Regions from separate parts of the Homo sapiens genome. Here region 2 is linked to region 1. Evidence: chromatin loops called from intact Hi-C (ENCODE). Cell type or tissue: Caco-2. All regions are shown on one strand. Each heading gives the region's core, and the rest is flanking DNA. Links, peaks and the distances in the headings are about the cores only. Region 1 has its middle 100 kb from the start of CASK. Region 2 has its middle 170 kb from the start of CASK.

The links. A loop is a pair of places that touch in the nucleus more often than their neighbours do. Peaks named below come from ENCODE experiments on the same cell type or tissue, not always from the same donor. Only the 100,000 strongest peaks of a DNase experiment are listed, where the experiment ranks them.
Region 2: it touches region 1 in a loop (10-fold over the local background); 1 of 110 quality-filtered maps calls a loop at or near these places.

Annotation. Positions count from the first base shown.
Region 1 is chrX:42,026,272-42,030,672 of GRCh38, forward strand. No RefSeq gene overlaps it. Among named protein-coding and RNA genes, the nearest start is that of CASK, 100 kb to the left of the region's middle. In Caco-2, for the core only: no CTCF peak of the experiment used is centred there; a DNase peak (open chromatin) is centred at 2,050.
Region 2 is chrX:42,093,791-42,098,191 of GRCh38, forward strand. No RefSeq gene overlaps it. Among named protein-coding and RNA genes, the nearest start is that of CASK, 170 kb to the left of the region's middle. In Caco-2, for the core only: no CTCF peak of the experiment used is centred there; a DNase peak (open chromatin) is centred at 2,671.

The DNA.
Region 1 (4,401 bases), core at 284-4,283:
AGGTTCAAACGATTCTTGTGCCTCAGCCTCCCAAGTAGCTGGGATTACAGGCGCCTGCCACCACGCCCAGCTAATTTCTTGTATTTTTAGTAGAGACGGGGTTTCACTACGTTGGCCAGGCTGGTCTCCTACTCCTGACCTCAGGTGATCCACCCACCTTGGCCTCCCAAAGTGCTGGGATTACAGGCATGAGCCACCACACCCAGCCTAAAAATATTCAATTCTTTAAAAACAAGCAAAATGCTCCAAACCTACCACATAATGTAGAGGAAGTGAAGTATAAATCTCACAACTTGGCACTCAAAGCCCACTATCATTGGGGCTTTACCTTGTTTCCCCAGCTCATCTTTTGGTCAGTCCCCTTTGTTTCATCCTGACTGAACTCCTTGTAGTTCCTTGAAATTCTCTCCTGCATGCCCCCACCCCAAGATTTTTCCTAATATGATCTTTTTTCCCTTGATGCCCTTTTACTGAACTCTCCTGTCAAAATCCTAATCGTCCTCAAAGGTGTTGTGCAAATGATGGAGTCTTAAAGTTTGGTTTTCAAATTTACACCAAATCCATTGATCCCTCTCTGTGAACACTGATAGGGTTTAGTATGTTACGTTATGTGATGTGATGTGATGTGATGTGTGTGCACCTTTTTGTGTATACTTCTCTCAAGGCACTTACACAAATAACACAAATACACAAATATCTTTAATTTAAGGGCAATTGTTTTTTCCCTCCAATTAAGGACTATGTCTTTCAATTATCGAATCTCAGAGAACACCTAGAATAGTGTTATGCACAATTAGGTTTGCAATAAATGTTTTTCGGCTCCAATAGGCAATGTTCAGTCATTTAAGGTCTGTGAGGAGGAGAGAGAGCACATATCCAGACTAGAAGAAAGAGATGATAAAGGACAACTAGGAAGCCTTTGTTGTAATCAAGACATAAAAAACATTTGGGCCCCAATCAGGGTGGGAATGGAAACAAAGGGGTGAATGGATATGAATGTCTACACAGAGAATAGATTCTAGGAGAAGGGGAAACGAATAGAAATAACATCAAGGATTGGAGCCTAGGTAACTGGGAGAATGGTGGCATCCTGAGCAAAAATAAGAAACTCAGAGTGGAGTTGTTTGGGCAAAGGGGCAGGGTAGGTAGGAGATAATGAATTTAGTGTTTTAGGTATTGAGTTAGAAGTGTAGGTGGAACCAGGTGGAGAGGTACAGCAGGTGGCTGGCAATGTGGCATTGCAGCCTTGGAGGGCCACCAGCTTGGAGGCGATGGTTGAAACCGAAACAGTGAAAGAGATTTCACAAAAGAAAACCTTGTAGAGCCAAGGAAGAGGGTTATGAAGTAGACCCTAGTGAATGCCTGGATGCACAGAGCATTGCCACGGGAGATTCCTTTTTTGTGACAAGATTTGCTGACATAAATTACATCTAGCACTTAGCCATCTGTTTCACTGTAGCTGTTGAGATGATTTCTCTGGTTGTGAGTTTTCTCTCCTTCACCTAGACCTTACACTGAGGGAAGGAAGGTATTTACAAAACCCTCTGATCTTGCCTTTCAGAAGGCACCAGATAAAGTAGTTACTTTTTAACCAGAGATAATGAACTGAATTCTTCTGCATATCAGAATTAAATGTACTTTGAACTTGGAGTGGCAATCAAAGAGAAATACATAACTGGGATGGGAGCTGGATAAAATAGTCCTTGGGAATTCTATGTTTTGGTAGAAGCCAACCCAGAAACTACCAGCCTTTTTTGGTAAAACTTGGGAAAGCCTCCTAAACAGACTCAAGAAACATCTATTAAGCATCTATTTTGCTCCAGGTCCTGTGATCAGTTTTTTATTTTGGCATAATTTTCCCCAAACCCTGTGAAGTAGATATTCTCTTCATTTTCAGAAGAGAATGTATCCTGACATTTAAAAAATAGTGAACCTTGAACTATCTCTGCTAATACCGTTGCCAAGGGCCACTGGTTGTTGTGCCCACTGCTCCCACCAAGTGGTAGATTCCATTGTATCAGAGTCCTCAAATGCTGGCTCAGACCTCTGATTGGCTAAGCCTGGGTCACGTGCCTGTGTCCTGTCTGCAGCTTTGTGGATTTTGTAGTTGCTTCCTCCAAGGTTCACACAACAGGATCTTCTCCCCTATGGGAAAGGAGATCAGATGCTGGGAAGCCTCCTAACCCCATTAGTAGATATCTACTCCAATGAGGAAAGCAGAGTTTATATGTCCAAGGACAACGGTAAGCACTGGAGCTGAACAAAACCGAGGCCTTCGAAGTCTGACTGATCTTTCCATTATACTATAGCTGTTTTACTGCAACTATTTGAAAGAGGACAGAGAATTCATTTCCCTCACTTTTCCAAAACTCTCCACAATTAACAAAACTTCTTTTTGTGTACTTTTAATGTACCAGACACTGTTAGGTGCTTTACATACATTGTTTAATCTCTATAAAAACCTTTGGAGACAAAGATTATTGGGAGGAATTAGAATCCTCATGTTACAGATTAAGAAAACTGAGGTTTAGAGAGGTTATGTGGTTTGGTCCAAGACTGTCAGTAAATAAAGGGCTCTTTCTATCTAATTACAAAGTTAGAGGTCTTTATATATCATGGTGCCATCAGAAGCTGTCTGGGTAAGGGTTTGAGCCTTATTTATATTTGCTGTTTCTCCTACTTCCAGCTCCTAATTCGATGACTGGCACATATCAAGCTCTCCATCAATGCTTGTTGAATGAGTGAGTTGGTATGCCTGAATTGAGTGGAGAGGGGAGGGAAGAAAACTTTAAAGAGTGATAGTGACGATTAACAAGGAGGCATTTGGGATGCAGGTGAGAGGAAATCACTCAATGAGGTAGAATTGTCTCTCACTAGATTAAATCAAGCAAGGTAAATAGGTTAAGAGTTAAGGCTGATTTAGAAAGCTTACCCTGTGGTGGTTCCACCTAGGAGTATCAAAGCCCAGCTCCCTTGCCTTAAGTCTGGACAACTCTGCAGTGTAACTTACACTCCAGAATTCTCCTCCTGGGGCCAGAATGCACTCCTCTCCAAGGGACTTCGCCTGCAATCACCCTCTTGCTTGGCTTCCTCCCAATCTCTGTCTTGCTTCCCCCACTCCCTTCCTGGCTTCCCTGGAGGGCAAGTTCTTATTAAATCTCTTGCACATGAATCTTCAACTCAGGGATCTGCTTCTGGGAAACCCAGCTTAAGCCTGGCAGTCATTCTAGAAAAGTTTGCAGTGTGCCTGGAACTGGTAGACACTCAGTAAACACATATTGAATGAATGAATGAATAAACGAATCCTAGAGCTGCCCCTCTCCCTCATGATAAATGTCCATAGGGCCATAGCTCTCTCTTTTAAAACATTTTTTTATTTTTTAATTTTTCCAGAAGTTATTAGGGTACAGGTGGTATTTAGTTAAATGAGTAAGTTCTTCAGTGGTGATTTTTGAGATTTTAGTGTACCCATCACCCGAGCAGTATACACTGCCCCATATTTATAATCTTTTATCCCTCATCCTCCTCTCACTCTTCCCCACAAGTCCCCAAAGTCCATGGTATCATTCTTATGCCTTTGTGTCCTCATAGCTTAGCTCCCACATATCAGTGAGAACATATGATGTTTGGTTTTCCATTCCTGAGTTACTTCCATTAGAATAGTAGTCCCCAGTCTCATCCAGGTCACTGCAAATGCTGTTAATTCATTGCTTTTTATGGCTGTATAGTATTCCATTATATATCTATCTATCTATATGTATATAATATATATATGTATATAATGTATATATATACTACAGTTTCTTTATCCACTTATTGATTGATGGGTATTTGGGTTGGATCCACGATTTTGCAATTGTGAATTGTGCTTCTGTAAAAAAGCATGTGCAAGTATCTTTTTTGAATAATGACTTCTTTTCCTCTGGGTAGATACCCAGTAGTGGGATTGCTGGATCAAATGGTAGTTCTGCTTTTAGTTCTTTAAGGAATCTCCACACTGTTTTCCATAGTGGCTGTACTAGTTTACATTCCCACCAGCAATGTAGAAGTGTTCCCTGCTCATTGCATCCACGCCAAAAATCTACTGTTTTTTAATTCTTTTGATTATGGCCATTCTTGCAGGAGTAAGGTGGTATCGTATTGTGGTTTTGCTTTGCATTTCCCTGATCATTAGTGATGTTGAGCCTTTTTTCATGTTTGTTGGCTATTTGTATATCTTCTTTTGAGGATTGTCTATTCATCTCCTTAGCCCACCTTTTGATGGGATTGTTTGTTTTTTTTCTTGCTGATTTGTTTGAGTTGTTTGAGAAAAATGTGTATTCTGTCCTTATTAGGTAGAGTGTTCTGTAGATGTTTGTTAGTTCTAATTGGTTTGTGGTGTTGCTGAAGGCTTCTATTCGC
Region 2 (4,401 bases), core at 329-4,328, 68 kb after region 1:
GGGTTTTTGTGTGGTGGATCTGTGTCTGCTGCTTGTGGGCAGGACAACACAGTGTATCACCACTGAGTCGTTTCCACCCTTTTACGTGTTTCAGTTTCTCTCTCCCGAGGTCTGTGACCTCTGAGAGGGCTCAGAATGCCAGCTGATTAGCCCTTATATGCGTTTCCTGGATGAGCTATTTTTTAAAACAGTAATTTTTGTTGGGAATTTCCCTGTAGGGCTGCTGCATGTCACAGGGGGGTCAACCCCCCAGACACTCCCATGAGGTCCCTGGTCACCCAGGGGCACCTTTTGGCTGGGAGGAGAAAAATGCCCTTTCTCTTCCGAGCTGAGAAAACTGTCTCTCATTTACCGATGAAAACAACTGTTCTGTTCCTCATGCAAATGCACACAGACAAGCCAAAATGAAATTAATTTGGGGAGAAAAAGCAATAGGGAAGACCCTTTAGAATGTATCTTCGAACTAGAATTAAGATCCTTAAACAACTTCCTAGGAGAAAAGAAAAAAAACAACAGCCAAGACCACTTCCTGTAAACTGTGCTCAGCCACCCCTAAATTTGTAGCTCTCGTATGCTATTACACACACCAAACTCAAATCCTCTCACAGTACAAGGTAATCTCTGGTATCCCTAAAGAGGTCGGGTTATGCAATACAGGAAAACAGAACTTTAGACCTAAGAAGAATCTGCCCATGACTCTTGAAACTCCAAAGAAAGCAGAACTCCCCCAAAGGGGTGAGTGGGGCATTTGTTCTGATTCATTTAAAGGGGTTCGAATCATTAGAAGCCTTCTCTAAATTTTTTGGTACTGCAGATGGCAAACGGGGAAGGCGGTATAGGGTGGAAGAAAAGTAAACGAAAGAACATTTGTTGTTTTTTAAGACAGGAAGCAAATACAGAAACCAAGTGCATTTTTTTCCCTCTTTTGCAGCTGCAAGGAGTTTTAGCCAAATTAGAGAGGATTTGTTACTCATAATTTGGAATTCTCACTCGGATTTGACCAAGTCAGGTAGAGTTAGTCAAATCTGATGGGAGAAAGACCGGAACAAACAATAAAAATACCCCCAACAATATGATCACTGAGCGCTGTAATGGTAAGGGGAAATTAAGACCAGCTGGTTGTTAAACTTTAGCCAAGACAAAACCCCAATTCTGCTACTTACCTAGGGATGGGTCTCAGGCTAAAGGCTGCTTTCTACCATCCTAGAAGCAGGAAAAAAACCTCAAACTCGTCCTCCCTGCCGGGAGCAAGCTCAAACTCCATAAAGGAGTTACCTGCCTTCCATCATTATGGAAGCTGAAAAGCTTGCCTTTCTTGTTGGAAGCAAGTAAAAATCCAAAAAAAAGGGGTTATACAGCAAAATAAACTTTTGATTTCAATCAAATTTTGGGAGATCAGGGATTTTCTGGAGTAAGTGCTCCCAGACCTCAGCAAATTGTCCTATTGGTTTGAGCCATAAAGTTAGCTCATGCTGGTACCAAGCACTGATAGCAGATTTGTCAAAGGTCAGGGGTACCTCCACCCGGAATCCCTCCATCGTTACCAAAATGTGAAACCCGAATATCTGAGATAGGTCTCAGTTAATTTAGAAAGTTTATTTTGTCAAGGTTGAGGACGTGCACCTGTGACACAGCCTCAGCAGGTCCTGACGACATGTCCAAGGTGGTCAGAGCACAATTTTTTTTTATACATTTTAGAGAGACATGAGACATCAATCAACATATGTAAGATGAACATTGGTTCGGTCTGGAAGGGCGGGACAACTCGAAGAAAACGGGGGACAACTCGAAGTGGGGAGGGAGCTTCCTGGCCATAGGTAGACAAGAGACAAATGGTTGCATTCTTTTGAGCTTCTGATTAGCCTCTCCAAAGGAGGCAATTAGATATGCATTTATAATAAAATGGGAGACAGGTTTTTCCCAGTTCCCAGCTTAACTTTTCCCTTTAGCATAGTGATTTTGGGGCCCCAAGATTTATTTTCCTTTCACAATATGATTAGGTTAATAGTGATTTGTCTTATAACCTTTCAGGAACCCCTTTACTGAAAATGAGAATATTGTGAATAAATTATCATTTACATGCTCCCATTGTGGAATGTGATCATAATTTTAGCAAAGGGCTTGCTGATTACTGGACTGAGAATCACCAAAGAAGTGAGATAAAATGTGTGGAAGGGTTTGGAAGGCCTCTGCAAAGAGCAGGGAGAAGGGAGTGGAGAAAGATAAGGCAAAAGCACACAGAAATGAAAAAGAGTACAGTAGGTCCTCTGTACCTGATGGTTCCATATCAGCAGATTCAACCTACTGCAGATCAAAAGTATTTGAAAAAAATAATGAGAAATAAAAATAAAATCCTAAGACCCCCAACTGACTGAACAGACCTCCTCTTGGCTAAGGGGAATCCCAGAGAAACCTGAAAAGTGGAGTTCCTGGCCATGAAAGGATAGGAGGTAAGACATGCCTCAATAGGCCTTTTTCTTATTAATTTTTAACCCAAATTCTTTCCTAAAGAGTAAGCAGAAATCAGTGGTGGAAAATCAGAAATGGACGACTCATTCCTTTATCATCCTTAGCCAAGTATCTGGGGCAGTGACCAGATTTTCCTTCCCGTTTGTGGTTTCAACACAGCAACTGACCAGCATTCCTTCCTGATAAGAGGCCACCGATCATGGAGTGGTTCCGGCCGGTCTACAAATGACGTACAGTGAGGGTTTTCACGTCCTCTGCTTCACCTTTTGACATCAGAAGGCTGAGAACTCCACCCTCTGATCATGCTAACACACCATTTTTTGTACATGTGACCCATGAAGAGGCATGAAATTCGATTGGATATATGCATGCTTCTTTCATAAATATTCATAAATCCTCCTACAGCTTATTAAATATGTATACTTACACAACCCATCCAGCACAAATTCCTTTCTTATCCTTCCCTCCCTCAAAGTGTTTGCTCTCAGCTTTTACTGGAAGCTACGCATCCCAGCCTGTGGCATGGCCAGCCTGCAGGCTGCAACCCTTTATGAGAAATACAGCTCTCCTTTCCAAATTTATAAACCTTGTGGTTCTTCAGTTGACAATAACAATACAACAGTAAAAAAAATCCAAATAAAATATAGTATAACAATTATTTACATAGCATTTATAATGTATTAAGTGTTATAAGTAATCTAGAGATAATTCAAACTATATGGGAGGATGTGTGTAAGTTATATGCAAATATTGCACCATTTTATGTAGAAGACTTGAGCATCCACAGATTTTGGTATTCTCTTGGAGTGCTGGAACCAATCCCCTGTGGATATGGAGGGATGGACAACTATATTATGAAGTGTGGGTATGACTGAGAACCAAATGACATTGCCTCAGTATCAGTGGTCAGTTGCCTGAAGAGTCTTGAGCCCCTCAAGCTGAGCCAGTGGGAAGAACAATTTTGTGGGGCCTATGCCTGTTAAAACTGCTCTTTCAGACTAGATAGTTCTAGCAGAATCTTAGTGGTCCCCAGCCTGTTTGGAAATGCCTGGAACTTTTTCAACAAAAGCAGAGACTCTTCCTTGATGGTGGAGAAGCACAAAGGGGAGCCAGGAAAAAGCACACATTTTGCTCAAGAAAGCTTTGGAGAAACAAAAATTGTAGAGAGAAAGTAAATGAACACTACAGAATCAAAACAAAAACAAAATCACTATTTATGAAGAAAAACTGGAAGGAAATACAGTTGATATGGTGATGGGATTTGAGCTATCCTTTATTCCAAATTTTCTGCGATGTGATTATATTGTAAGTTTTTCATTTTAAGAGAAAGTAATTCCGGCAGTTTGGTGTGTGTGTGTGTGTGTAATGGGGTAGCGGGTGGTGAGCAAGCCCTGGACTTGTAGTCAGGGGCTCTAGGTTAAACTTTAGCTCTGTTACCAGCTGCTCACTTCTGAGCTAGTTATTTAACTCCTCTCTGCCTTGGTTTCCTTATGTTGAAAGCTGAAATCAACATAAATTCCGTTCCTGTGTTTAACAATACTGAGACCAGGCATATGTTCCTGTTCCCATGTTAAAAAATACTGAGAACAAACAAAAATAACTTAAGCTACTTGCTCTAGGAAATAATAGTTCCTAGAAGATAAGACTGTTAACTAACTAAAATAACTCACCTATGAAGACTAACAGCTTACTCATAAAGACTCGTTCAAGTCTTTCCTGTGCCCACCAATCCAAAGCTAGTATGTCGTAAACTCGGCCCAGTCCTAGTTTTGCACCTTGTAAAACTCACCTTAAAATCACCCAGCTCAGGCCCTAAAACTCTATAAAGATACTTCCAACTTACCCCTTCTGAGACACTACTAAGACTGTCAAGATGGTGTTCTTCCTTACCGCAGTGAGTCTGATCAGGATACCCCTCAACTGCTTTGCATG